7 separate regions of the Mus musculus genome follow, and all the other regions are linked to region 3. A link is a loop called in an ENCODE intact Hi-C map of the cell type or tissue named here. Cell type or tissue: gastrocnemius. All regions are shown on one strand. Region 1 holds the start of Zbtb16 (zinc finger and BTB domain containing 16). Region 2 has its middle 3.1 kb from the start of Cldn25-ps. Region 3 has its middle 23 kb from the start of Gm32280. Region 4 overlaps Zbtb16 (zinc finger and BTB domain containing 16). Region 5 overlaps Zbtb16 (zinc finger and BTB domain containing 16). Region 6 overlaps Gm51673 (a long non-coding RNA gene). Region 7 has its middle 2.2 kb from the start of Gm32335.

Region 1 (4,000 bases), 190 kb before region 3:
AACAAAACAGTCCAAAAAACCCAAAGGTGGGGGAGGGGGCAGGGAGATTGTCTTTTGATTTTTCAACTCTGCTTGGATTTAGGCCTTACCATATGAAATCTCTCAACTGGGGACTCTCATTGCTTCCCAGGATCCAAGGACACAGCTCTGGCTATAAATGGTGCTGGTTTGGGAGTGGGGGCTGCTGCTGCTTTATCTGGGCCCAATAAACCTTATCAAACTGCTGTTCGGCCAGCCTTCATCGCTAAGTGGAAATGCTCTGGAGCCCAATGCTGGCACCCAGCCCACAGCCTCGCCTGCCTTCTCCCTTTCTGTTACCTTCCCCACCTCTTAAATCTAGGCATTACTCTCTCTTTAACACTTCCTAACAAGGGCTGGGCTCTTTAATGGGCAGAGTTTATGAAGCAAGGGAGATTTTCACATAGAGTGAGTATGGCTGGGGTTGGGGGGGAGGCCAGGGCCAGGCAAGGAATTGTTCTTTCGTTTCCATTGTGTCTACGGATTCTCTTTCTCTGATTTGAGGATTAATGGTAGAATAGGATCAGAGGTTAATCGTGTGCCTCTCCGGTGACTGCTGGAGAGAGGGTGGTAGGTGGATGTGGACCCTAGATAGCAAGCCTTCTTTAGACAGGAACTCAACAAGCTCAATGCTCCATTCCCATGGCCAGGCATTCACGGCAGGGGGGTGTGTGTTTTTCCTGTTCCCTTCTGCTCATCCACTCTTGCTTTCTTTATAGATGGCAGTTCCTTCTTAACGTCCTCAAATCCCCTACTTCTTACAGAGGGTTCGCCTTAACTTGAAAGAATCAGGTAGCCTTTACACAAGGTGTTTTTTGTTGTATACCAACTGACTGGGGTAGGGGGGTTTCGCCTTGTCTCACCCACATGACACTGCCTATGAGAGGGTAACTCAATTGTAGTTTTCTTCCTTTGCTTCCCAGTGCTCGGTTCTGCGGACTTCTCTCTCCCACTGCTAATCTGAGACCTGGGAGTGTCAATTGTTAGGATGCCTTGTTATTATAAATGACCACCACGTTAGCAGACCCCCGTGCAGATCTTGTGTAAGCTCTGCCACCTGGTCTTCGTGGGTTTTTTTGTCTCCATTCACCGCCCACTTTCCTTCTCCTTTAGCTCCTGGGGAATCAAGATACGATTCTGTGGGTCCTGTGGGAGATCCGCGGTAAGCCAAGAACACAGCACCCCTAAACTGAAGCCTGGAACTAATACCTTAGGACTGGAGGGTGGGGCTGTGTGGGTGACTTTTCTGAGACCCCTGGGTGGCGCTCTCCACCACACCCCCAATAACACTGCGCTGGGGCTTTGGCCGGAGGCCAGTGCTCAGAAAAGAACCCTCCAACCTCAATTCCCTGCCTAGCTTCGTGTGCAAAGGAGGAGACGGTGCTTTCCGCGGGTAGAAGGAATATTTTTTTTCCTTTGGTCTTTCTACCCTACGGTTTGTCATCTCAAGTACGCCCTTTAAAATGGTCCAGCCGCTGAGGGAAGAAAGTACTCTGGAGCGGCCCAGCGCTCTTCCAAGCTTCCAGTAGCTCCTGAAGGCAGAGCTGAGTTAGGCGCAGAATCTTCAGAACTTTCCATCCAGGTTCCTGGGGCCGGGGAAGATGGGGGGGGGCGTGCGGGCGGGGAGGATGCCCGAGATTAGGAGTGAGAAAGTATTACTACTCAGGCCTTCGCATCTCAGTGTGCAACAATCTAGATAGCAAAATCGAGGTGCTGCCTCCTACCAGATTTCTACTGGCCCCTTTAGATTTATCTGGCCAAATCCGGCGAACTCCTGTGGTCAGGCATCAGAGGCCTGGTTTGGGACTTGGGAAACGACCCATTTAAAGCTAGGGTAAGGGAGGATGCGATCCGAATCCTGAGAAAAAGTGAAAAGCTAGAAGCCACACACTGAACTGGTGCAAATAATAAAAAACGGGACAAAACTGCGCTCTTGAGTACTGGAGTTGGGGGAGTTAGGGGCGCGGGATACACCGCATGCCCAGTGGAAATGAAAAAACCTGGGGCTAAAGTGGGAACCGCTTCTCCCACTCATCCTTCTGACCCCTTGGGGACTGCCAGGTCCTCTGCGGCTCCTCTTCCTTTGCAACCTTTTGCCCTCTCCACCTAGCCAACGAGCAGCAGCCGCTGCCGCCGGGGCAGCAGCTAGATGTCAGGAGAAGCCCGGAGCGCCGAGCGCTGGGAAGGGAGGGGAGCGCCCGGGAAGGGAGGGCAGGGCTGGGAGAGCGCACGGGCTCTGCCAGGGCGGGGGTGGGGCGGGGTGGGCGGGCCAGGACCGGCCAGGGGGAGGGGAGGGGGCAGCTGTGGGCAGGGAGCCGGGCTCGGCCGCCAGCACTAAAGATGGAGAGGCGCCGGGGCCTCGCAGGGGAGGGGGCTCGGCGTTGACGTGGGACGCGGCGGAGGCGCCGCAGCCGGTGGTGATTTGCTAACCTAGCGGCAGAGAGGAGTTAAGGGTGACGAGAGCGGGTACTGCGAACTGCCGGGCGATGCCGCCGCTGCCGCCGTGAGATCCGGAGCAACAGTTCCCCAGCAACACCCCTTCCCCGATCCAGGCACACCCCTAACCCCCCAGGCACGCACACCCACCCCAAGCTCCAGGCTCCGTAAGCGGTAAGTGTATGTGTGTAGGAAACCCGGGAAGGACTCGCACCGCCCAGCGACCGCCTCCCGCCAGGGCGCCCTGGGGCGGGAGAGGTTTAGGCGGGTGGTGCTAGCTTTGGCCACTCGGCCGCTGGGCTCGTGCGGGGTTCTCTGGTTGCTGCTGCAGCAGCGATCGCCAGTGCCCGTTGGGGGTCAGCTAGAAAGCGGCGCTGAGGCTGTCAGCTTGGGCACAGCTGCCTCACCAACCTTTCTTCTCCGGGCACGGTCCGGTCCGGGTGAGAGGTGGCAGGCCGGGAGGTCTGCCAGGGCTGCGGGCGCGTGTAGTCGGGGACTGGGTGTCTTTGTACAGGCAAGGGCTGGCGGAGGAGCAGAGAGCCTGTGGGTGCTCATATGTATGCGGACCGGTGCGCTTGGCGTGAGATAGGATTGTGTCTTATTTATTTGTGTTTATTCGCTGGCGAGCTGGGGAGCTAGACCCGGAGGAAGCAAGGAGTGAACCTGGGGGTCGGGTGGGAGGGGACTGGTATCCGATCGGGTTTTGTTTTCTTTAGAGAAAACGTGGTGGGATTTTTTTCTTCTTTTTTTGATTGGACTTGATGCCCTCTTTTAAGGAGAGAGGGACGCTTCGGAGAGACTCTGGCGCTCCGAGTCCTCCTCGGCTCTCGGTGGGAACGGCCGGTGGAGCGGGAGCTCGCTGTGCGCTCCCGGCCGCGCACGGTGGGTTCCCGGCTCTGCACCTGATGCATTCGGGATGTCTTTCCCACCCTGGCGCGCTGCAAGCTTGCCCAGCCCCTCGCACGCTCCCGCACGCGCTCGAAATGCGCACGATCCTGCCAGCCTGCGGACCCCACCGGAATGCACAGGAGCGCACCGCTGCAACCAGCTCGCCTCCTCCCCGCCACGCTCCCAGCGTGTTTGACTCGGGCACGCCGGCAGCTGGTGCGGGAGGCCGGGGACCCTGCTGGTGACTTCCCGGGGATCGTGATCTTGGGTGGAAGGTGGAGGACCCAGAGATCTCTTCTCATTTGGCCTCCCACCACTCGCCTCCAGGCTTTTGTGCATCCTTTTCTCCCCTGGGGGGGTTGCGCTGCCGGGCCGGCCTAGCAGCGGCGTCCAGCCCGCTCGGACCTTCTCCTTTCCCCAGGCTCTTTCGCTTTCCCCCTTTCTTAGTTCTGTTCCCTTTCTTCCAGGCACCTGACTCCTGGGGAAAAGTTGCTTTCCCAAGTTTGCCAAAGTCCTATGCAAGTCTCGGCGGGGGTCTCTGGGAACAAGGGGTGTGTTGCACCATCGATCCTCGGAGCTCTGGCGGGTTAGCGCTGGCTTTGCCCAGAATCGGCTGATCGCTGCACCTAGGGACGGTCGGATCGCGGGTGCGGAGCCG
Region 2 (4,000 bases), 400 kb before region 3:
AGAGCATAGGACAGGTAGTTCCTGTTCCATGGGGGAAGAGAAAGAATCTTGGGTTGAGAAAGCTTGTGCTCTAAGGTGGCCAGGCTGTCCTTGGAAAGCAGTTTTGCGTGGAGTCCTCTCAGCCTTACTTTAAATACTTGAAATGTTGCAAACAATAAATGCCCAATGACAAAAAAAAAATAATAATCCACAGATGACATTTCTGAAAACCTGCACTGTGCCTTCACTGAGGAATACTATGTGGCGAGTTCTGTACTAGGTCTGGAGCCCCGGTCACGTGACTTAATGATCACAAAAAACAACACAGTAGCTATTTTCAAAATAAGCAAGGGAGGGAAAAGACAGAGTGGGGAAGATTCATTAGGGGAAATTACAAAATTACAAATAATTTTGTGATTTTGCTTTTGGAGGGAGCTCATACAAATAACAAGCCCCAATGCTTAATTATTTCTTAGGAAAATGCAAAGACCCGGGAAATCCTGGGCGGGAGAGATGACTCCGCAGTTAAGGCACTGACTGCTCTTCCAGAGAACCTACATTCAATTCCCAGCACTCACATTGCAGCTTACAACTGTGTGCAACTCCAGCCCCAGGGGATCGGATATTCCCTTCTTGTTCTGTGGACACTCTACTCATACACATAAATAAATAGGCAGGCTTGGTGGCAGGCAGAGGCCTGATCTCTATGGTTTGTGGCCAGCCTGGATTATATGAAGAGTTCCAAGCCAGCCAAGGACTATATAATGAGATTATGCTAACCTCCAGCCAAAAAAAAAAAAAAAAAGAATAGTTTTGATTTGCATTTCCCTGATAACTAAGAACATTAAATTTTTATTTTTATCTTTTTATTTGTTTGTTTTGTTTTTCAAGACAGTTCCTCTTTGTAAGTCTGGCTGTTTTGGAACTCACTCTGTAGACTAGGATAGCCATGAACTCAGAGAAATCCACCTGGCTCTGCCTCCCGACTACTGGGATTAAAGGTGTGCGCCACCACCAAGATAAACATTTCTGTAAGTGTTTCTCGGCCATTTCTGTTTCACCTTTTGAGAACTCTCTGCTTAGTTCTGATTCCCATTTTTAACTTTACTTTCTTTTTTTTTTTAAAAAGATTTATTTATTATTATATGTAAGTACACTGTCACTATCTCCAGACACACCAGAAGAGGGCGTCAGGTCTCATTACAGATGGTTGTAAGCCACCATGTGGTTGCTGGGATTTGAACTCAGGACCTTCAGAAGAGCTCTTAACTGCTGAGCCATCTCTCCAGCCCTAACTTTGCTTTCTTGATGCCAAGTTTTTCTGGTTCTTTATATATTTTATACACCTAACCCTCTATCAGATGTACCTGATATAATGGTGTCCTTTATAAATAAGTAAATTAATTAAATAAGTAAGATGATGAATAATATAAGACAACACGGGACATCGACTTCTGGCCTCTACACACATACGCATGCACATGTATGCACATGCTACGCACACATACCCAAAAGCATGAAAAGAGAACACACTGGCCAGACCTTTATGACTTTGGTGCAATAAATCCCAGGTTTCTTGTGTTCTGCCATAGAGACAAGCTCTTAGCCAACATGCTGGGTCAATGCTGTGGCTGGGGACAAGAACCTGAAGTGGTCAAGTCCAAGTCACTTAACTTGAGGTTACTTCTGTCCCCTACCAGCCAGGACACCTTGCTAATTTCCCTAAAGTGTTTCACACAGTGTCAGAATAAAAATTCAGTGCCAAGCACCGAACTCAAAGCCTGGCATTTAGCCATGATCAGAAAGTGCAAATCACTTCCTCTCCCATCAGATCCTGTGGCTTAGAAGCAGCAACAGACAGAATGGAAGCTGGTATGATTGACAGCTACTTGCAGCTGACTTTGGATCAGCAGAGGACCAGCAGAGGGAGCACTTCTCTCCAGCGATGTTCTGAGTCTACCAGGCGGTAGGAAAATTCGCTTGGACTGAGGAATAGTAGTCTTCAAATGAATGGGCTTTCTGATCACAAAATATCAAACGACAAACTTATCTAATGTGTAAAGAAATGAGTAAGAAAATTAAAACACCAACACAAACCTAACATTAAGATAACAACAAATTAACATTTTGTTTAAAACAAAACTCGGACATGGAAGGGGTTAAAAATTATTTTACAATGTGTTGTTGGGAACGAGCAAAAGAAACTTAATCTAAGTACTACCATTTTGTTTTCAGAAAATAAATTCAAGATCCCAGGCCTTGGGGAGGCTGGGGACTTCCCTATAGCTGAACAGCTTCTGTGGTAAACAATCCCCTGGGTTCAGACATCTCAGGGACAGCTTGTAAGGAGACAGTTGTCGGAGTCCCGCCCTCTCAAGGACATCTTGCTGGCAGGGTCACACAAGTTCCTGTTCCTAATCTAGGAACAAACTCCTATCCCACGTCTCCAAACATTTTCTAAATTGTCTGTTAATTGGTAAAGAACATAGAAACTGCTGTCATCTAAACCAAGGTGCATAAGTTGTAAATATATAACCAATTCCCTGCTATGCCCTAATAACTCCATGCAGCTGATCCACTCCTTTGTCCCCATATCACTCTCAGTTCTGAACCTAATGTCTAGGAGAATGAATTAGGGACCTTGAAGCCAAGGTATTGTAACTTTAATTTTTTTCAAAGCCTACTTCTAATGATGGTTCTTAAAACACTTAACCTCCCTTCTAGCCCACCACCCACCAGAGGTAGTAGAAAAGAAAGGATATGGGGGAAGTAGACCTGTTGAGAAAGGTTCTTTGGTGCAAATCCCACCTGCATTGTCAGGAAATCAGCAGTTCAGTTCACGGGTAAGCAGTGGCAGCTCAGTCCACTCGCAAACACTTGAAGGATATACCAGTTGAAGGATATACCAGTTGAAGGATATACCAGTTGAAGGATATACCAGTTGAAGGATATACCAGTTGAAGGATATACCAGTTGAAGGATATACCAGTTGAAGGATATACCAGTTGAAGGATATACCAGTTGAAGGATATACCAGTTGAAGGATTTACCAGTTGAAGGATATACCAGTTGAAGGATATACCAGTTGAAGGATATACCAGCAGTGCAGCTCAGTAGTGTCTGGACAGCAGCAGCAGTGGCACGACCTAGCAGGAACTAGCCAGGCCTCAGTTGAGTTGAATCAGCACAAATCATGGGAAGAGACCAGGGCCAACAGGAACACCAGGAAAAGTTCTCTGCTGTGCCTCTCTCAATGAAGCAAAGATCAGCTAAGATGCAAAACTAAGAAGGTTTACAAAGCTAGCTCTATAAGCAAGCCTCAAGCCTCCGTTGCTGTCCATTGAATCCTATTTATACTCCCGACAAACATCACAAGTCTTTCTCGGGTCTTGCCTCACCACGTGTCTTGTCTCAGCACGTGAGGCTCTCATCTTTTAAGCTTTCATATCTGAAGTGAGTTTTCTTGGCCTCCACCCTGAAGCCAACAGCCCGGGTACTTTCCTTGAGTATATGCCTGTATACCACTTGCATGCCTGGTGCTCAAGGAGACCAAAAGAAGGTGTCCGATCCCCTGGAACTGGAGTTATAAACAGTTGTGAACTGCCATGTCGGTGAGACTCAAATCCTGGTTCTCCAAAAGAGCAGCCAGTCGGTCACCTAACCTCTGAGCCATCCCTCCAGCCCTAAGAGAGAGCTTTCAAAGAGAATGAAACGGCATTCGCAATGCTCTGCATCACGTGATCTCCTGCTTTCTCAGTGAAGGACTTCAGGTTCCACTCTGCTTCCTGTCTGCTATGTGACAGAGCAGCTCCTTCCCCACCACCACCACCCACCCCACCCCCACTTTATGAAAATATCTTCTGCAGGCTAAAGAGCTGGCTCAGCATCGAGGAACACTTGTTCCTGCACAGGACCCAGGTTTGATTTACAGCACCCACATGGCAACTCCAACCACCCATAAATTAAGTTCCAGGGGACTCAATGACCTACTGCCTACTTGGGTGTATACATGCATTAGGCA
Region 3 (4,000 bases):
CAAGCTTCCTGGTCCTCTCAGCTTTCCCCGGGGTCTTGCTTCATCTCAAATGCTACCTTTCTCAGGAGACCTTCCCTAGATGCCTGAGACTGTATCGGGTGCCCTGCTATGCAGACCCTGCAACCCGCCATTTGTCACAGTGCATTACTGTCATCTAAGCTCTCCGGTGTTCCCTTCACCAGACATCGAGTTCCTTGAGGTTAGGAACCGTGTGTTCTATATCTTGGTGTTCCTAGAGCCTAACATTGCACTTGGCAGGTGCCCAATAAATCTTTGCTGAATACATGGAAGGAAAATAGAGGGAAGAAGAGAGGCAATTCGCTCACTGAAACTGAGGATGCAGTCGCCAAGGGTGAGGAAATGGAGCTAAATAGGAAGACGCCCCTCACATGCCCACCTAGGCATCTCCCCATGACATCAAGAACTGGTATCCATGCTGCAGGTAGAGTAGCTCAGTGTGGGCTCTTGCGCCTGTATTTGTTCCTAAGGTCACCTTAAAGGAAGAAGGCGTGACAGGCTCAGGACAGTGGCATTTTATAGCTGGGGACTACCTGGCTTGGTCCAGTCTAGGGTGAGCTGTTTCCACACAGACCGGAAGGCTTTGCCCCACCGGGAGGCCCTAGCTCTCTCTGTGCTCCCAGACCCAGAGCTACAGCTCTTTGGCCACTCCTTACCCGGAGTGCTGGCGGACTGACTCCCCTAGGCTGCTTTCTTTGCACCCCAGGGGTGCCTCAGTGAAAGTGAACTCTCTCATTTAAACCTGACTCTGCAGCCCTGCGGCCCCCTGCAGAGCTAATTACCCTGTAGTTCCAAACTGATTGCTGTACACTCAGCTTAAGCCCTCCTTTATTTATTTACTGACTACATTAATAGCAAAGCCCAGTGGCTTTCAGCTGCTCCTTGTTACACACCTCTGGCTGTTCTCTGTTGCCCAGCTTCTCTCAGCCTGACATAGAGCCCCCCGAACTTACCACCCTAACTGAATTCCCTGGACAAGATAATAGCGAGAGAACACGGTTTTGTCCACACCGTAGTCCTGCCACGCTGGGCTCCTTCTGTCTGACTCTTGGGCAGTGGGAGAGACAACAGCCAGAGCTCACCAGCTGGAGGGGTGAGTGGAGGGAAGGTGGGACGCCTTTCATCTACAGGACATGAAATGAATCTGCTTCCGTTCAGCACCACAGCTCTTGTGGAGAAGTACTGGCTATTGGCTCCTCTTTACAGGGGAGTAAACAGAGGCTGTGACACACACACACACACACACACACACACACACACACACACACACACACACACACACGGTCCTGTTAAGGGAAGAGCCTCCTCTCCATCCTGTCATCCAGGGTTGACAGTTTTGTTCTGTCGCCTGTTCTCACAGCACCCGCCCCTTGTCACCAGGAAGGAATCCCTCCATGTACTGAGTCAAATCCCACAATTCCTCAGGGTTGTCTGTCCTACTCATGTACTTGGCCAGAATTTGCTGGAAACCAGGGAACATTCCAGGGGTGCATTCCAGGGTGGGCCTGGGTCAGGTCTCATTACCCTGGTGAGGAAGCCCTGCAAGGACACTCAGCTACCTATGACAAGGTACCTCGCCTCCTTCCCATTCTGTGGTCCAGGAGGTTCACGGCTGCCACAGCCACCGACAGTTTCTCTGGTGCCCTCGAGTCCTTGAGTTTACACTGGGTTCTAGCCATGAGATTCGGCAGCATTCTGAAGACCGGAAGGGCCTCAAAAGGACCTCTGGAGTCAAGCATTCAGCCTCCACTTTGATTCAGATTCAGCTCAGTGGCTGTCCCATTGCCACACCTCTGAAGAGAAGGGACAGTTGGAATTTAGCAAGAAGAACCTCAATTCATAGTCAAAAGGACGCTGTGTTTTGGGCCAGCTCTGCCATACTCTGTTTGGCTTTGATTTTGTATTAAGGTTCTCCAAGGTCTTCTCTTCTCAACTGTGAGACGGAACAGCAATTTTTAGCCCATCTACCCTCAGGCACTTATGTCAGCTGGGTAAGACCCTTAGAAATCAACTTTGTAAAGACACCTATGACAATGTAAGCTATAAGGGGATGTGGCAGGCACAGGATGGCCTGGAAGGGGAGGTAGAGGCCTAGGTGTCTGTCTCTTCCTAGTCCAGAAGCCCCTTTGCGTGGCCTGAAATGAGCAGAATGCCTACTTGACAGCATAAGTAGGACTCTGTCTCCACCTAGTGGCTAGTGCTTGAAGGTGCGTATACTGCTCAGGCATCTGGAAAGTGACGGGTATAACTGTCTTGGTTGAGTGAGGATGGGTAAGCAGAGACTATGATTCACATGATACCAGGGGAGAAACACAACCTGATTATGGGAGGTCAAAAGGATCTTTCCGGGAGTCCTCCTGAGCCACTGCATCTTCACTCTTTACTTTTTCTCCCGTTGCACGCTTGGCGATTTAGATCCCAGTCTTCCCAACCCTCAAACGCTAATTCATATTTAACCCTCACCTCACCCGGAGGGATCAGCAGACCCAGATGGACTTCAAATCCTTAAAGCTTCTTTACCAAGGAAGGCCCAAACAGGCCATTGGAACTGAACACCACCTCCAGGCTGGTTTTAAGAAATGACAGGAGACTGTGTATGGGGACAGTGGGGCAACCTATGTCCCTGTGTTCCAGAAGCTTCAGAAAAATTAGAAATGAAATGCTGTGGCTGCTGCCCTGACACAGGACTGTCCCTCCAGGGCAATGTAAAAGCCTAACACTGTACACTCCTCCTCCCCTTGCCCATCTCTAGCTGGATTGGCCTCTGTTCTCGAGACTGTGGCTCTTCCTCACTCGGATACCTGAGTCCCCACCCATGGGCCATTGAGTGTCTTTCCCCTTGTCCCTTGGTACCTCTGGCCACCTCGGACAGTTGCATTAGAATGGGTTAGAAGATATCTCTCACCATATTTCTAGCTATGACTCTGGTTAGCTCTACATAGCCTCAGAGAAAATCCCTGGCTCCATACCACCTGTTAGTTCTCCTCCCACCCACTTCTTTTAAAGCAGCATTTGGTTTTTTAACTGATATCTATTGGGGTGGAGGTGGAAGGTCTTCAGGATAAAGTAAGCTTCTAGTGACCCCAGGTGGACAGAAGAAGGAAATGCACACGTGGTGTCAGGCAGATGAGAAGTCACAGTGACAGAGGGAGGGCACAGGGACCTCCCGTGTCTGACCTGAGAGACACCGACCCAGCTCCCAGAAATCTCTTAACGACTAACCTCCGCTCTCTGCCCCACCAGAGCTTGATCTTCCCGTTAATTCTCCACAGAGCAGCTGAGATCAGGCTAGGCCGTCTAAATTAGATTTCTCTGATCTCAAAGAAAATTAAAAAAAAAAAAAAAAAAAAAACAAGAATCACATGGACAACATGGCATGAAGCCCCAGAGGGTCTCATGGCGCCTCTCTCTCCCCACAGGCTCCCTGTCTGCCTTCAGAGACTGGGGACTGCCACTAATTCCCAACATGGATGAACTCTGAGAGGGAAGCCCCCGAGTGCTGTGGGTTTCTGGGATCCCGGGTGTATGACGTAGGGTATCTATGCCCTGTCAAATGTCAACCCTTCCTCTTGTGCTCCGCATCCCACGGTCTTCTTAAGCTCTTGGCTCATGCATTTCTCTCTGGGGCCTCACTTCTCCATGACCTGCCCATTCCCAGAATTATGGAAACCAGTCTTTCTGCAGTTTAGGATGGAGGACCTGTTAGTTCTCTTACAGCTAAGAAAACCCAAACATCTGGGTTTTCTTGGAAAGTTGTTAGATTCTGAGAATTCATTCATTGATGGCAATATCTACTCATATACTAATCCTGGGTTTCCTCACATTGCCCTGGACTCCTGTAGGCTACGGTCTATACTGGGTTTGGCCTGAGTTTCTTGTTATTCCATGTGTGAGTTATGCTGGATGTTTTAGCCTCTGCCTACCACAGGACTTCGTGTCTCTCTCTCCTGAGGCTTGAAAGCAGTTTGAACTTGGAATGTCC
Region 4 (4,000 bases), 76 kb before region 3:
ACAGCTGGATCTACACATGGCCACCCTTAACCCACAGAACACCCACCATACCCTAACAAACATTTGGCTTTCTGCACCCTCCCTTAGATTTGAGACCTTGCATCCCTGGCCTCTCTAACTCCTGTTCTACAGTGAGTATAGCCAGTGTCCCCACTGCAGTGCCAACTGTAGCACTATAGAGCCACATCCTGGACCACCCTGAGCCCCGTGGGCTTCCACTCAGTGCCATCTGCCCACCTGTTTCCCCCTTTCTATCCCGTGTCCCTTACAAAAACTGATCCTTCCCAGTTTTTTACTTTGTTGATAAAGGAGAAAGCGAGAGCTAGGGAGAGCCAAAGCGGGTGTGAGGCTGCAGGCAGCTCTCTCTGGGAGTACACAGCTCCTTGAGGGAAGGAACACGCAGTGCTGGCCTTTGGAACTGGCAGCCAGTGTGCTGTTCTCTGTCTGATAAGAGGTACTGTAAATAAAACTGTACACCGTGGCCTGTTGTAAAATGCCCGAGTCTGTACGCATTGTTCTGGCGGCTTAGGCTTTTTTTGGGTCTGCTGTTTTGGTACACTCTGTACTTCCTTATGTAAGCAGGCATGCATATCTCATCAGAACATTCAAGATGTTTATTTTAAAATTGAGAGGAATTAAAAAAAAAAAAAAAGGACACACTACTCAACATCAGATGCTGGCAAGGCGCTAGGTGTCCCCACCCCCATCCTCTCAGTGGTTCCTTTTTCAAAGATTATTATTAGCTTGGGGGTTGGGGAGGCTTTGAAGAGGGAGGGGTTTTTGAATTTGTTTCTTTTTTTTTTTTTTTTTGGCTTCAGCCTTGCTTCCCTAGAGAGACATCCCGCTGCATCTGAATGCGTGCAGTATCTTTTACTGATTTCTAGATACCCAGGATTCTAACCCCTACTCCCAGACCCATTTCTGGTTAGGAAGATGAGGGAGAAGATTCTATACTTTGCCAAAAAGATTAGGCCAGAGGAGGAGGCCGCTATGGGGAGTGTCGTGGCTTTCACTGGGCCTCCCTCACCTCTGCTGCCCTTGGAGTACTGACATTTAGATAAAGCTTTATGTTTTTGCTAATGCCTCTGACTGGCCTTGATTTGATTTCCTGTGATCCTGAAATGTGGGGGAGGGGGGTGGTTCAGGTTGGAATTGTCCCCCTTTCCCTTTGCAGAAACCTTAGAGTAGCTCCAGCCTCACTCAGGCTGTTGTGTCTACATCTTTTCTTCTCACCAAACCTTTACCTGATTTTACGTCCACCTGTGGCTTCTGTCTAACCTGGGTGGTACCAGGATGTCAGGGCACAGAAGAGAAAAGCGACTATGGAAAACCCTGGCTATTGAGGCAACTCTACTTCAGTGTGATACTGAGAGCTTTGGGTATTTGGGGTGGGGGGTGGGAATCTTGCAGGAGCAAAGATGTCTGTTTGTCTGTCTCTAACTATCAGGCTTACTAACCCCCAGGTAAACTTAGAGGTGAGGGCGTCCCCCAAAGCAGATCACTGCCAGCCAGTGAGTGTCCATCCTGGTTTGCTGAGGGAAGTCTGCCTGGGGATGGGAATATACTGAAGGGAAGGGGCTTGCTGTTGTGAGGTATACAGTAGGCCAAGAGGAAATGGGAGCCCCGCTTGTCTAACCTTTTCTTCTTTTCCTCTGAGCTTCTTGAGTCCCTGCCAGAAACAGACATGTCCTAGAGTTTCTACAAAGAGTCTGTAGAGAATCCAGAAGGTAGAGTCAGGACTTTGCCACCCTCCAGGTAACAGCCTGGCAGTGGTCTCAATGCCCACAGTCTCCTTCCCAGGCCAGTTGTATACCCCAGTCTACCCCAGTAGAGCTTCCAGTGTGCTGGGGAGGGCAGGAGAGAAACCAGAAGCAGACCCATTGCAGGCGGCTATATGGACTCATCCCTGGAAGATTTCAGAGTTGAATAACTGATTTGTTGTTGATGCTGAAGTATTGGTCCTATGACAGATTTTTCTGTTCCTCTCAAAACAATCACTCCCTTTTAAATCAGTGTGTGTGTGTGTGAGAGAACTTTGATATACGCCTTTACAAACGTGAGACTCACCTTATACAAAATAAATGGCCCTCAAATACCATTGCATTGAATCTCAGTAAAATCAATCATAGTTTAATTGCAACAAAGGCAGTGCTTGAAAGGGATGCTGGGTGGTGATTGTGTATGGGTCCTCTGTCTCTACAATCCACTCGACTCACTTGTGAGCTTGCTGAGGGACCTGCTCTTCCGATCCCATTTTACAGATGGCATGGCATGCTCACGGTTAGCTCCCCTGTGTCATAGCTGCTGAATTCCTCTGCCAAATTTGAAATACTCTGTCAGACCCAGCTTCGAATCCCTTTACCATAACACAGCCACCATGGGCAGCATTAATAACACCTGTGGTCTCTAAGCAACAAGGAGTCTTGTTTTTGTTAATATTTGGCATCTGCCTCAAAGAAACAACGGGTCAGCGAGATGGGGCGCTGCCTAAAGGAACTTGTCACCAAACCTGAGGACCTCAGTCCAATCCCTGGGACCCACACAGTGAAAGGAGAGACCTGGCCTCCACATTCCTTCCATAGCATGCATTACCCCACACTAATAAGTTAAAATGTAATTTGAGAAAAGTAAAGAGAATTAGGTAGATAGGGTCAAACCCATTTCATAGCCAGGGAGCCATAGGCTCAGTAAGGCGGGAAGACTTGAGTCTCCGGGTGACATCCAGAGCATCAGGTGTCTGATTCAGGCCTGGGCCCTGGCTCTCCTTGCTTCACTGTGTTTGACAGAAAGAATTGGATGGGTCCAGCTCCTCGTCCTTCCTGTTGCTGCCCCTCTTCAAGCATCTCTTTCTCACCTCTGCCTGACATTCCTCTCACAGACCCCCACCTCTATCCGGCCTGATCTCCTGGTTCTTTCCCTGCCAACAGACAAATGGCCTTGTTTCTTCCTGCTTCCTCTCTTCTACTTACCTCACAAAGATGCCAACTCCTCTGAGGCTGCTGCTACAGCCTCCCTAAAACATGAGCTCTACCCTTTGTCCCTCCCCACCCAGCTTGGCTCTGTATCACACACTACTACCTGGCTTGTATTCTTTTCTTTCTTTTAAACTGCGTTTGCATCTTGGTCACAAGCTCTGGGAGGACATTGTCACCCACCTCCTGGCTTTATGGATGGGTACCCATGAAACAGCCTCATGTGGGAAGGATGTGACAGCCATGACCATTTTGGAGCTGTGACCCTGGAGTTCTTTTGGCTCTGGGCTGAGCCCCAGGGCATTTTATATGGGTAGATGTTGCTGCTAGACCCATATGCACTCACCCTGGTTTGGCTGGCATGGCCAGTTTTGACACCCCATCCTCCAGCTTCCCATTGATGCTTTCTAAATGTATCAGAGCTGGATGATGCCACTGTAGTGCATTTCAGGAATGGCCTTGTGGTTTATCCACATTTGAGTTGCTTTAAATGCAAACCTGACATCATACCGAAGGCAGCAGTGAACAACATATGCACAGTAAACAGGCAGAGACTGTCTTATTGATTAACAGATGAGGCCTCTATTATCGATCTAGGCTTGGCGAGGAAATTTATCACTTTTAATTTCAGGGCTGCCAAATATTTCTGCCTCTGAGCCAGCCATTAGAGAGACAATTTAATGTACAGCCTACTTGGGAGAGGGGAATTCATCTGATGCGTTCTGCCCTGGTCTCAGATCCTCACCCTGGAGAGCCTGGGGTGCAAGTGTCTCCAGGAGGGGAGCCAGCAGTGGGAGCCATCGTCTGTGGTCCCAAGTGGAACTTGAAGGCTGACTTGGAGTCCCTTGGGAAGAGCTTAATATCGTGACTTTGGTGAGTGCGGAGTGAGGGGGACATTGAAGGCCACTGGATATGGTCAGGCTGGGACCGAGGAAGTAGTCATTTCGTAGATGCTGCGGTGTGCTTGTCTGTTTTTTATCTTCATCTGAACCCCGGGTGATAGTGTATGTTCGCCCTTTGTTTCCTCC
Region 5 (4,000 bases), 90 kb before region 3:
GGGGAAAGTGCTAGAAAAGTTGGGACCAGAAGCAAGATTGGTTTTCTTAGGCTGTTGTGATGGGGTGGAGTGGGGGATACAAGTTGGCAATGATGAGTGAGTTGACCTGCCCCTCCCTCCCTCTCCCTCCCTCCCTCCCTCCCTCCCTCCCTCCCTCCCTCCCTCCCTCCCTCCCTCCCTCCCCATCCATCACTTAGCTTTTGGCTTCAGGGTTCTTACAGACAGAGGAGGAAGGAAAGGAGGGCAGCTGGCAAGTCCCTGTGACTGCTAAATGAGGGGTCCCCACAGTGATCATCAGAAAGGCTGCCTTAAGAGTTCAAAGATGGCTTCTCAGGACCTGCAGCTCGGAATTGGCCAGGCACAGGAGAGTCCTAGTCTATAGGCACTCCATTCACCCTGCCTCCTCTCTGGAGGATACTAACTTTCCTTTTTGCTGTCAGGGTAAAATAAAAAAAAAAAAAAAAAAAAAAAAAAACGGGAGACCCTTGGATATATCCTCTCTGGGGCTCTTTAACTCTCTCCTGGGTCTTGAGAGGTCCCCACCCTCTGAACATTCCTTTTGACAGTGGGGTGTCTCGGAGGTCCACACACTGGGGTGGCAGAGAGGAACAAGCAGGGAAAGTGCTCCCCCTCCTCCTCCCTCTTGAACACACTCTTCGCTCTTCCTCTCCCTCCTCTGGATTTGGCCAGCTTCCTGAACTTTTTCCCAGAGTGGTGTCGTCACTGGCCTGCCGGCAGGTCTGGATGTTCTGCCAGCATTCCAGAGAGTTTATGATCGCTTGCAGATGCGTCTCCAAGAACACACTGTACCCAAAGCAGAAATTAATGCAGGCTTGACTGCGGTCCAAGCCCCTACACGGGAGAGAGGAGAAAGAAAACAAAAACTGTTTAATGCTGTTTATAAATTATACACTGGCTGATGAAAAATACATTTCTTTCCTGCCCCCTTCCACGCTGGCCCCTTCCCTGTGGCCCCCTCCTCATCCCCCCAACCCCGCCCCTTCTCCATTTTTGCCTCCAGAGCCTCAGCTGAGCGCAGGCGAATATGGTTTTGCTTTTTAGCTCCTGTTTTGGCTGGGATCCGAAACCCTGCCTCTGATTCCTAGCCTGAGTATTTTTTCCCCTTTACCTGATGAAATTCACTAATTTTTCCAGCCCACATGGGTTGTTTTGGGTTTTGTTGTTTGGGTGGGTAGTTTTTTTTTTTCTTTTGGCCTCGGGTTTTGTTTACAGCATGTGTCATATGCAATGGCGCAGGGTGTCAGGCTTACTCGTCCCTGGAGGATAAGTGCCCCCTCCCCACATCTTCCCACCTTAGAGTCACTCAGAGGTCCCAAAGCCTTCAAGGCTTCACCTCAGGCTAACTGAACTGAGAAAGTTGGGGACATTCTTCACAGGTCATTGTATTAAACAGTATTTTTCCACCAGTTCTCTTCCAGCCTTTCACCTCTAACCCATGTGAAGAAGGGGTTACATAGCCCCCAGTACACACATCTCTACTTACATCAGTGTAGCAGGACCGGAGAACTCATTCCTTTGACTCTTCTGGACCCCACCCAGCTTCATCCCACACCCTACAAGCCCCCTCCCATCCCAATTTATTCTATAAATTCGTTTCTACATTATGTCTATCCACTTACATGGCTTTTGTGTTTTTTAATACTGCTAATGTTTATCATTTGCCCAACAGGCTCGACAGATTTTGCTTCCTGTAGAGCATTGAGGCTTTAGAGCCCCCTCGTTGCTAAGTAGCAGTCTCTCTGTACTGTAATGGGCTGATTTTGTATTCTGTTCAGCGCTGTATCTTATTTTTGTATGCAAGACAAAGTGTTTTGATGGAGGACGATTGCAGCAGTGTCTGGAGGCTGTTTGGAGTTTTATGGGCTGTACAGTACACTGTGTGCTCTCCGAACAGAACACAGGCTGTTGAATTTTGGATTGGATTTGTCATCCCCCCCCCCAACACCCTCAGAGAGGAGCCTGTCAGATAGAACATGACTTCAAGGGTGGAAGAAAGAAAGTGGGAATTATGTAATATCTTCTTTCTGTCTCCCATTCATTCTCTCTCTCTCTCTCCCCCCTCTCCCTCCCTCCCCCTCTCTCTCTCTGTCTCTCTCTCTGTCTCTCTCTCTCTCTGTGTCTCTCTCTCTCTGTCTCTCTCTCTCTCTCTCTCTCTCTCTGTCTCTCTCTCATCTCTCTGTCCCCAAAGAAGGTGGCACACCCCTTCCCCATTGCAGCATGATTTTGCACAGCTAGGTGGTGACGTTTCTATTAGGAATGAACAGTGCCCTAGAGGAGAGGGTGGGACATCTGTCCGACTGCTGTTCATTTGGAATCTTTCTTTGCTTCTTTCCATCCTGCTTAGGTCCCGGGTGCCTTTACTAGCCTTTGATTTTTGTCTAAGGATGAGTAGCATCTCATGGGGAGCTGCAGGACAGGGCTGTTTTAGTGGGATGGACCTGAAAGCAATGAGGTTTACATATTCTCAGAGTCCTCATATCTTGGTTGGGTTTTCTGCATACGCTGCTGCCACCCACCCCTAACAGAAATGTGTTTCTGGGTGGACTCCCGTAGCCATCTTTTCCTCTAGCTTCTGCTCCCTAGTCCTTGAGCCAGGCAGGGCCAGGGTTGTTGGAGTCCAGGTCTGTGCCTGCCCTGCCACTGGGCCGCTGCTGTTCCTCCCCGTGCTCCACGCAGGGGTCGGGTCTCTGCCTCCCTCCCTCTGCAGGTGTTTATTTTGTCTCTCTCTGCTCCTGCTTCTCCCCCAATCTCCTTCCATCTCACTTCATCTCTTTGGCACCGTCCTGTGTCTATGTCAGCCACAGCCGCTGTTTGACACTGCTGCGTGTTTTCTGTCTTCTTTCCTGTGTCTTCATCTGTCTCTGTCACTGACTGCCTTAGCCTGCCTTCTCTCATCTGTCTGTTGGTCTGTCTGTCTCCTTTCTTACTACTCTCAGTGTTCCTGAGCTTAGAAGTTAGACATCAGTCAGAGTAGGGAAACTTAGGTCATTCTGGCCCAGGGGCCTGGTAAGGACACGTGACTGGAGAGAGCCTGAGGCACGTGTGCATGACCCTTCACATTGAAACGACAAGAGTGGGTCTGCTCAGCCATGACTTCGGTCCTTACACACTATTTTTTAAGTGGAGTTGGTAGACAGAAAAATGGGCTTAGGTCTGCGAGGTCCTTGTTGGACACTGTTTCTCAGGATCCCATCGCCAGAGCCCGTGTCGACACAGGTGTGCGCTGTCACCTACCAGCGCATGGAAGCCTCTAGCCGACCCTTGCTAATTCTCCTGTACTTGTGATCTGGGAAAGGGCTTGGCACACAGAAGGCTTGGGTTGGGATTTTTGAATCAGTGACTATCATATAACTAAAAGTAAGGTGTCTCAGTGGGTAAAGGTGCCTGCTACCAGCCTGGTGGCCTGAGCCCAATCCCTGGAACCCGTGTGAAGGTGGAGAGACTGGACCTTTTGCAGAAAATGTGTTGACTGTCTCTGTGCCTGAGAGAGGGGACCTGGAGGTGATAGAGATGCCTGTAGAGCTCTTAAGGTTTGCTCTGTGGAACTCAACAGATTCATTGGGCCCAGGCTAGGTTGGGGGTAACCTTGGACAGGTGTTTAGTTAAGAAGGTAGCTCCTTGTTGGAAAGTCTGGAGAAACAGCCAAAAATGAGGGGTAGAATCTTCACCAGACACCGAGCCCCAGCATGTGTCTGTGTGCACACAAGTATGAGGGGAAAAAAAGAGATGGAGACGAAGCATTTACATGAAATACTGAAAATTGTTTCTTTGCTGTAATGGGTCCACACAGGCCATTACCTTGAAGATTTAAAACCAAAATGAGCTCATGATATCTACTGACTGCCACGGACATCCATGCCTGATTGCAAAGCCCGCTTTACCTTTGAATTTCGGCTTCATTGTTGGTTGTTAATCTTTGGATGTTGGTGGCAACACACACACACACACACACACACACACACACACACTCCTTAGATTC
Region 6 (4,000 bases), 330 kb before region 3:
GATTTGACAGAGGCCTAGTGGTTTCTGCTGCATCTTGCCATCCTTGCTGATTTGTGTTTGGTGGTACTTTTGAACTGGACTGCAGCAACCTGATACTACTGAACTGGACTGCTGGTATCCTGACAAACGGAGATTGGAATCACCCTGTGATGGTTTGTATATTCTTGGACCAGGGAGTGGCACTATCTGGAGGTGTGTCCTTGATGGAATAGGTTTGACCTGGTTGGAATAGGTGTGTTACTGTGGGTGTGGGCTTAAGACTCTCACCCCACTTGCCTGGAAGTCAGTCTTCCACTAGCAGCTTTTGGATGAAGATATAGAACTCTCAACTCTGTCTGTGCCATGCCTGCCTGGATGCTGCCATGCTCCCACCTTGATGGTAATGGACTGAACCTCTGAATCTGTAAGCCAGCCCCAATTAAATGTTGTTTTTTATAAGACTTGCCTTGGTCATGGTGTCTGTTCATAGCAGTAAAACCCTAACTAAGACACACCCCAAAGAACTACTTCTAAATAGGTCCACATCCCCTTGTCCTATCTACCATCTTTTCTCCCCTACCTTTGGATGGTGGGCTAGAAGGGGAGCAGGGTGTTGAAGCATTTGAGAACCTTTATTAAAGTAGGTTTGGAATAAATCTAAGCCTAAAATTATGTGAATGAAATAAATTATTTGTAGCCAGGCCTGGTGGCAGGAAGTTTCTAAGACCTTATAGAATTTGACTTCTCATAACATATGCCAGAATTCAATATGGTTTTAAATCATATTGTTTTTTGTTTGTTTTGAGACAGTATTGCTGTGTAGCCTATACTGGCCTCAAACTCTTGGCAATCCTTCTGTCCCAGAATCCAGGATGATGGGATTACAGACTTATATGCTCAGTTCTGTTTAAAAACTTTTCAGGGGTGAGATCTTATTTATTTCTACTATTGGGAATTCTACTTTTTTTTAAGAAAAAATTTATTTATTTATTTATTTATTTATTTATTTATTTAATGAATGTAAGCACACTGTCACTCTTCAGACACACCAGAAGAGGGCATCAGATCCCATTACAAATGGTTGTGAGCCACCATGTGGTTGCTGGGATTTGAACTCAGGACCTCTGGAAGAACAGTTGGTGCTCTTAACCACTGAGCCATTTCTCAAGCCCAAAAACCTAACTTGGGCTAGTATATTTGTTTGTTTGTTTGGTTGGTTGGTTGTTTTTTTCGAGACAGGGTTTCTCTGTATAGCCCTGGCTGTCCTGGAACTCACTTTGTAGACCAGGCTGGCCTGGAACTCAGAAATCTGCCTGCCTCTGCCTCCCAAGTGCCTGGATTAAAGGCATGCACCACCACAGCCGGGCTTTTTTTTTTTTTTTAAGATTTATTTATTTTAAGTGAGTATACTGTTGCTCTCTTCAGACACACCAGAAGAGGGCATCAGATCCCATTACAGATGGTGTGAGCCACCATGTGGTTGCTGGGAATTGAACTCAGGACCTCTGGAAGAACAGTAGGTGCTCTTAACCTCTGAGCCATCTCTCCAGTCCCTCCTGGAAGCAAATTAAGAGCAAAGTAAGAGTGACACAAACTGAAGAATACATGACGCTCAAATAGTCTGAAAACAGAGCATATAATGAAGTCTAGGGTTGGTGAGATGTCTCATCAGCTATAGGCACTTACCAAGGAGCCCGGCAACCTGGGTCTGATCCCTTGAATCTACATGGTGAAGGAACAGAGCCAGTCCCAGCAGCTTGTCCTGACCATCACATGAACATTATGACACGTGCTCAAACACATGTACACATACACAACAAATAAATATGTAAATGTAATAAACTCAGCAATTTGTTTAATGCTAGGTATGGATTCCCCATAATCCCTGTCTGAGAAGGTGTGCGGAGGAGGATGTGGAGCTCAGAGTCATCCTCCATTATTAAGACCAGCTTGGACAACAAAAACCAAAACAAGCATAATCTAAAGAGGAGTGTGTTCTTACACTTGGGAGCCAGAGGCAGGAGAGTCACCCCAAGTACAAGGTCACACAGGGATGCACAGTGAGACTTTTCCTCAAAAAACAAGATAAGCAGATAGATAGATAGATAGATAGATAGATAGATAGATAGATAGATAGATAGATAGATAGATAGATAATAAACCAAGAATTCAGAATAGGTTGAGTGTAGTTTTGTCACTGCACAGAATTTGCAAACGCGAGCTGAAGGGCCACCACTAGGTGTCACTCTGACTACATCCATTGCCTCAGACTGGCTTCCTGAAAGCTTTTTTTTTGACTCCTTTCCTCAGTCTTTAAGGGCCCTAACTAGAGGTCTGTCACACTCCAGCCATAGTCAGCCCCCTATCATTAGTGCCAAGCCTTCCTCCTGAAGCAATGACAGTGTCAATTTCAGCAATGGCAATGTGGGGGCAAATACAGCTGTTGTGCCTTTTGGAATAATTGCTCCAGGCCATTCGGAGACAGCATTATAATCACAGCGCTTATACAGACTTATACAATATTTCGGTTTCCTATTTTAAGTCCTGTTAGCACTCTGTGTCATGAACTTGTAAATCTATTCATGTGAGTCTGTAATTACCAGCCCACATTTTTTACGATGTGCTTGTGACCCCTTGGAAGGCACCATGCTCTCATCTTACAGCCCTGCTGTGAGTCCTACCTGGACTCAGAACAAAGGGAACTGTCTCAAAACAGAACAGCAAAAACAAACAAACAAAAAGCAAATAAACAAAGTAAATAAATAAATACCAAACCCCCAAGGTCTCAGATAGACGGCACTGGCCCCCAGCTCTCTATGTAGCTGTACATGGCTTTCGGTTCTCAACCCTTCTTCCTCTGCCTCCCAAGTGCTGGGATTAAAGGCCTGTGCCACCACTGCCCTTCGGACCTTTGGCTTATATGAACTCTACCAACTGAGCTATATCTGAGCCTCCTGCCCACCGTTCTACCCAAGATAGGGTCTTGCCTTATATTCTTTGTGTGGCCCAGGCTGGTTTTGAACTTGCTTTATAGAGCTGGCCTCAGACTTTCAATGATCCATCTGCATTTGTCTCCCAAAGGCTAAGATTACAGGTGTGTGCCACCCTGTTTGGCTACAGAGGCCACTTTACTCTGCCTTGTCTGGTTTCCTCCTATCTTCTTCCAGCTTCTCATGGAGCCCATCCATCTTTCAGGCTTTTTTTATTTACCTCATGCGTTCTGAAAGTTTCTCACCTTCAACCTCCACTCAGGTCCCTGGTGCTTTCTTATTGTTCCTCCTCTGATGTTCTGCACCTGCACAGTTCCTCACGCAGTGAGAGGAGGAATCGATAAGTAAATAGAACAGCCTCTAAATTCAGTGTCGGAAGGAGTTACAGAGACAAAGTTTGGAGCTGAGACGAAAGGATGGACCATCTAGAGACTGCCATATCCAGGGATCCATCCCATAATCAACCTCCAAATGCAGACACCATTGCATATGCCAGCAAGATTTTGCTGAAAGGACCCAGATATAGCTGTCTCTTGTGAGACTATGCCAGAGCCTAGCAAACACAGAAGTGGATGCTCACAGTCAGCTATTGGATGGATCACAGGGCCCCCAATGGAGGAGCTAGAGAAAGTACCCAAGGAGCTAAAGAGGTCTGCAACCCTATAGGTGGAACAACAATATGAACTAACCAGTACCCCCAGAGCTTGTGTCTCTAGCTGCATATGTAGCAGAAGATGGCCTAGCGGCCATCATTGGGAAGAGAGGCCCCTTGGTCTTGCAAACTTTATATGCCTCAGTACAGGGGAACGCCAGGGCCAAGAAGTGGGAGCGGGTGGGTAGGAGAGTGGGGGGATGTATGGGGGACTTTTGAGATAGCATTTGAAATGTAAATGAAGAAAATACCTAATTAAAAAAATAAAAAAATAAGAGAGTCATTTGCAGAAAAAAAAATCGGTGTCAAGGCTTGGTCCTGTGACCCTCACACCTGTCTGTGCAGCTCATGCAGGAGGCTTGCCATGAGTTTGAAGAGA
Region 7 (4,000 bases), 250 kb before region 3:
TGGGGCCCATTATCTGGGGACAATGCCCCATGCTAATCACTCCCTCAGCCTCCCTCTGCATGTTTGGGGGAGGGGGGATGCTGGGCAAGAAGGGGCAGCTCTTCTGACTGCACTGGAGGCAGGGAGGATAAAGTCAGACTGGTCCAACCCACCCCACACAACTGTCTTGGCCTAACACCAACTCCTTGGTTTTCTCTAGCCACATGGGGTGCCCTTTGAGGGGTTGAGGATACCCCACCAAGGCATGCACACAACTACCAACTAGGTATCAGCTGGGAGTTAGATTGGTTTTTTTTTTTTCTTTTTCGTCTTTTCATTTTTCTAACATTGTCCTCTATAATTTAAACTATTCCACCGAAGCTTGTGATGGCTAGCCCTGAGTGTCATGGTTAGAGAATAAGAATACCCCATCTTAAAATAGAAGCCTGGCTCTTCAATCTCCTCTCTCTGACTCTTTCTCTGTCTCTGCCCCCCTTCCCCCCCCCCTTCTCTCTGGAAGTTAGACTGGAGAAAGAACTTCCTGGCAAGGCCAATGCTAACAATGATTACTAAATCAGGAGTCTGGAAAGAAGAAACAACCTTGTATGTCCTAGAAGACTTTCAAAAGGAGACCTCCAGCTCTGTAGCTTGGAAGGGGGCTGCTAGGGAGGACTGATCTGCTTCAGTTCACTATTGGAGCTTTGAGGAGGAGGGAGTCCAGAGCTATACATGGGCATCCTACTGCTTTCTGAAACATGTTTACTGTTGTGGAGTGTCAGACTCCAAGTATAAAATCTGTTCCTACCCTGGGTCTCCTTGTGTATCCACCTACTCATCTGTAAAGTGGGGCCCACATAGTTCCTACATCTTAGGTATTAGGGGTCCCGATATCCCAGTGAAGAAATGTTCAGAGAATCTACAAGGCTCTCGTAGAGACATCTAGCGCCGTGCTGGCCCTTCTTGGTCAGCTCAGGGAACCATTCAGGATTGATCCTAGTAAGTGGTGGCTGGGGACCTTTGTTTTGCTTACCCCTGTTAAGGGCAGGCTGAATCAAAGAGCTAGGCACTGATCTTAAAGCCACGAGCTAAAGAGCCTGCCTGTGCCATGCTGTATCCAGACACCGGTGTCCTTTCTGCCCCACCCTTATCTCTCACACTCACCCCATCCCCTCCACCCCAGCTGCTGCTGCTTCTTCTTCTTCTCCTCCTTCTCCTCCTCCTCCTCCTCCTTCTTCTTCTCCTTCTCCTCCTCCTCCTCCTCCTCCCTTTCCTCCTCCTCCTCCTCCTCCTCCTTCTTCTTTTTGGTTTTGGTTTTTTCGAGACAGGGTTTCTCTGTGTAGCCCTGGCTGTCCTGGAACTCACTTTGTAGACCAGGCTGGTCTCGAACTCAGAAATCCGCCTGCCTCTGCCTCCCCCAGCTTCTTAACAGAATTCTTCTATAAAACTTGAGCCTCCGGTTTTCTGCTCTGCCAGTGTGAGAGCTGTGGGCATTCTAGGATCACAGTCTGAGCCTGGCCAGGTCTCCCACGCAGCCCTAACCCCCTGTGTCCCTCTGTAGGAGCACCAGATCCACAGAAGAAAGAGCTTTGTGAGCATGACACTTGGGACTACAGGAACTCTGGAACTCACTTCTCCCAGCTAGAAAAACTCCCCCCACTAAAGAAACATAAAACAAGACGCCAATGTGTGGCCAAGACATTTACAACCTGACTTCTAGATTCTGTCCACCAGGTGGCAGCAAAGCCCAGAAGTTTTATGGCAAGTCAGGCACAAAGCCTCTTATTGCCCCTTTCCTGCTGTGCCTTCCAAATAAGCCTTCCTATGCCTCATCAGTGGTGTCTGCAGCCCCTTTCCTTCAAGGACAGCCCTGTCGTTTGGGCCAGCAATAAGGACAGCCCTCCTGAGCTCCAGGTATGGAGGCAAATGCAGCTCCACCACACAGCTGTGCCCACACTGAGCCCTAGGCTCTGAGGCTGTGCCTGTGCTCTGGCGGGATCACATGCTCACCCTCTCCTGCACAAAGTTGACTCCTCTAGCTCTCCCCCTTTCTGCACGTGTGATGAAGATGTGGTGTGGAACACTCTCGCCCAAAGCTCTCTCAACACAAGTCCTCAGAGGACTTTGTTTCTCTCTTCTGCCCAACCTCAACCCATGCTATGTAAACTTGGAACCACTCTTCACCATCCTGGGGAAAGAAGGGCCAAAGAGGACTACTGGACACAAGTACTAGGAACAGATCAGACAGGTGGACAGGCAGGGTAAGTGCCTGGGGGACACTGATTTACCCCAGGCTTGGCTCAGGAAGGACAGGAACACATGGCTGTCTGAGCAGGACTTTCAGGGATCTACTCCTTTAGGTATCAGGACAACATATACAATGTCCACACCATGGCTACAATGCTGCCCCCCTCTCCCCATGCTCACTAATCCTGCCCCCACCCCGTTCCCACTCCACCTTGGCCTAATGCACTTGCCTTGTGGTCAGTCCTTGTGAACTGCAGTTCTCTCCCCCCACCCCCCAGAAGCCACATCTGTGGTGATGGTTTTGAATATTAATTGACTGATTAGAACATCCATGAGTGTGGAGATTTGGCATGTTGCAGATCCGGAGCTAAAATTACCATGACTATCTTTAGTGCCCATTAATAGCCATTGATCACCCATGTCTGTATCTAGCCTGACATCCTTTTGATTATCAGTTAAAATGTCTGGAGGAGAACTTTAACCTAACATACCCTGAGTGAGGGTTGGGACTGAAAAATGCCCTTAAGGTCCCTCAATTCAGGTCCTCCCGTGTAGGGTTAATGGGTTCTACTTCTGCTCTACCACAGGGTACAGCCACTTAAGGAGGCTCAGGAAGTTGACAGGGTTTACTCCACAAAGTCGCAGAGTGGGTGTTGGGCTGTAGGGAAGTCGGAGACACTTTTCTGGGAGTGGAGCCCAGTCTGAGGTCCTGGGGACAGCCAGAGATGGCTGGCTGGTTCTCAGGCTCTTGGACACCCAGGTGTCGTTGGGACCTGTAGAAGAGCTGAGAATGGAGTGGGGGCCCATGGCTTGGATCTAGCCAGGGGCTGAGGAGGAAAAGAGGGGGGCTCCAGCTGGTCCTACAGGGAGAAAGTCCTTGGCTTGGTGGTGGTGGACTTGAGCTTGGTGGCCGTGGCTTGGGGGCACAGAGATGCCTTCTACAGGAGATTAGACAGCAGCTCTATAGGCAAAGGCCTTCTCCATGGCTCCCCACAACAGATCCTGATGAAAAGAGGCAGTCCATGGTTTTAAGATATTTATTGTCATGTTGGAAAGTGGATGAGTAAAACCATACCCCACTTCTCAGATTGGGGCTGAGGTTAAATACCGTTTGCAGGGAGGAGTGTCTGGGAAGGAAAGCTTCTTGGCTAAGCCTCTGGGTCTCATTAAAATAGAGATCTGTCTTGGGGCTATGCGACCACAGGTCATGTCCTCTACCTGTGGAGGGGCTTGGAGCATTGCTTTTAGGTGACTGAAAGCCACAGATCTATGAAGGACTGTGGCCAGTGACAGCAGCCTGGTGGCGGGAATCAGGAGAAATGTCTACCATCTCTTTAGGGTCACTGGGGTTTCTAGCCTTAGCTCAACCAGGAACCAGGCTGCCTTTTACCATCCTACAGTCGGGTATAGATGAAAGTGCTTTAACTATTGAGCCCCCTTTCTAGCCCCAACACACTGTCTAGGTTTTCCCTTTGTGTGTGTGTGTGTGTGTGTGTGTGTCTGTGTGTGTGTCTGTGTGTGTCTGTGTGTGTGTGTGTGTGTGTGTATGTGTGTCTGTGTGTGTGTGTGTCTGTGTGTGTGTGTGTGTGTCTGTGTGTGTGTGTGTGTGTGTCTGTGTGTGTGTGTGTGTGTGTGTGTGCCACACACGTGTGTGTATGCAGAGGCCAAGGATCAACAATGGGTATCTTCCTTAGGCTCTCCTTGCACTTGGATCTCACTGATTTGGCTAGGCTACTGGCCAGCAGGGCCCAAGGATTGTCCCCCCCTCCCCCCACTC

The links. Peaks named below come from ENCODE experiments on the same cell type or tissue, not always from the same donor. Only the 100,000 strongest peaks of a DNase experiment are listed, where the experiment ranks them.
Region 1: a loop joins it to region 3, with 8 times the contacts of the local background. A loop is called at or near these places in 13 of 42 quality-filtered maps.
Region 2: a loop joins it to region 3, with 8 times the contacts of the local background. A loop is called at or near these places in 17 of 42 quality-filtered maps.
Region 4: it touches region 3 in a loop (2.8-fold over the local background); 11 of 42 quality-filtered maps call a loop at or near these places.
Region 5: a loop joins it to region 3, with 4 times the contacts of the local background. A loop is called at or near these places in 11 of 42 quality-filtered maps.
Region 6: it touches region 3 in a loop (10-fold over the local background); 32 of 42 quality-filtered maps call a loop at or near these places.
Region 7: a loop joins it to region 3, with 5 times the contacts of the local background. A loop is called at or near these places in 34 of 42 quality-filtered maps.

Annotation. Positions count from the first base shown.
Region 1 is chr9:48,834,682-48,838,681 of GRCm38, reverse strand. It overlaps Zbtb16 (zinc finger and BTB domain containing 16), which reads left to right and starts at 2,457. Exons shown (of 7, transcript NM_001364543.1): 1 at 2,457-2,628. In gastrocnemius, CTCF peaks have their summits at 1,282, 2,160 and 2,665; DNase peaks (open chromatin) are centred at 2,336, 2,814, 3,492, 3,858 and 2 more places; H3K4me3 peaks cover 2,980 bases; H3K27ac peaks cover 3,530 bases.
Region 2 is chr9:49,049,416-49,053,415 of GRCm38, reverse strand. No RefSeq gene overlaps it. Among named protein-coding and RNA genes, the nearest start is that of Cldn25-ps, 3.1 kb to the right of the region's middle. In gastrocnemius, a CTCF peak has its summit at 1,893 (motif pointing right); a DNase peak (open chromatin) is centred at 1,898.
Region 3 is chr9:48,644,598-48,648,597 of GRCm38, reverse strand. No RefSeq gene overlaps it. Among named protein-coding and RNA genes, the nearest start is that of Gm32280, 23 kb to the left of the region's middle. In gastrocnemius, CTCF peaks have their summits at 2,207 (motif pointing left) and 3,109 (motif pointing left); DNase peaks (open chromatin) are centred at 718, 2,199, 3,128 and 3,407; H3K4me3 peaks cover 1,961 bases; H3K27ac peaks cover 2,843 bases.
Region 4 is chr9:48,720,270-48,724,269 of GRCm38, reverse strand. The region is part of intron 3 of Zbtb16 (zinc finger and BTB domain containing 16); the gene reads left to right. Among named protein-coding and RNA genes, the nearest start is that of Gm32280, 52 kb to the right of the region's middle. In gastrocnemius, no CTCF peak of the experiment used is centred here; no DNase peak of the experiment used is centred here; H3K4me3 peaks cover 777 bases; H3K27ac peaks cover 4,000 bases.
Region 5 is chr9:48,734,412-48,738,411 of GRCm38, reverse strand. The region is part of intron 3 of Zbtb16 (zinc finger and BTB domain containing 16); the gene reads left to right. Among named protein-coding and RNA genes, the nearest start is that of Gm32280, 66 kb to the right of the region's middle. In gastrocnemius, a CTCF peak has its summit at 2,247; DNase peaks (open chromatin) are centred at 730 and 2,692; H3K4me3 peaks cover 2,961 bases; H3K27ac peaks cover 4,000 bases.
Region 6 is chr9:48,970,953-48,974,952 of GRCm38, reverse strand. Gm51673 (a long non-coding RNA gene) reads left to right here. Exons shown (of 3, transcript XR_003948157.1): 3 at 1-435. Among named protein-coding and RNA genes, the nearest start is that of Htr3b, 8.0 kb to the right of the region's middle. In gastrocnemius, a CTCF peak has its summit at 2,217 (motif pointing right); a DNase peak (open chromatin) is centred at 2,223.
Region 7 is chr9:48,892,013-48,896,012 of GRCm38, reverse strand. No RefSeq gene overlaps it. Among named protein-coding and RNA genes, the nearest start is that of Gm32335, 2.2 kb to the left of the region's middle. In gastrocnemius, a CTCF peak has its summit at 1,713 (motif pointing right); a DNase peak (open chromatin) is centred at 1,720.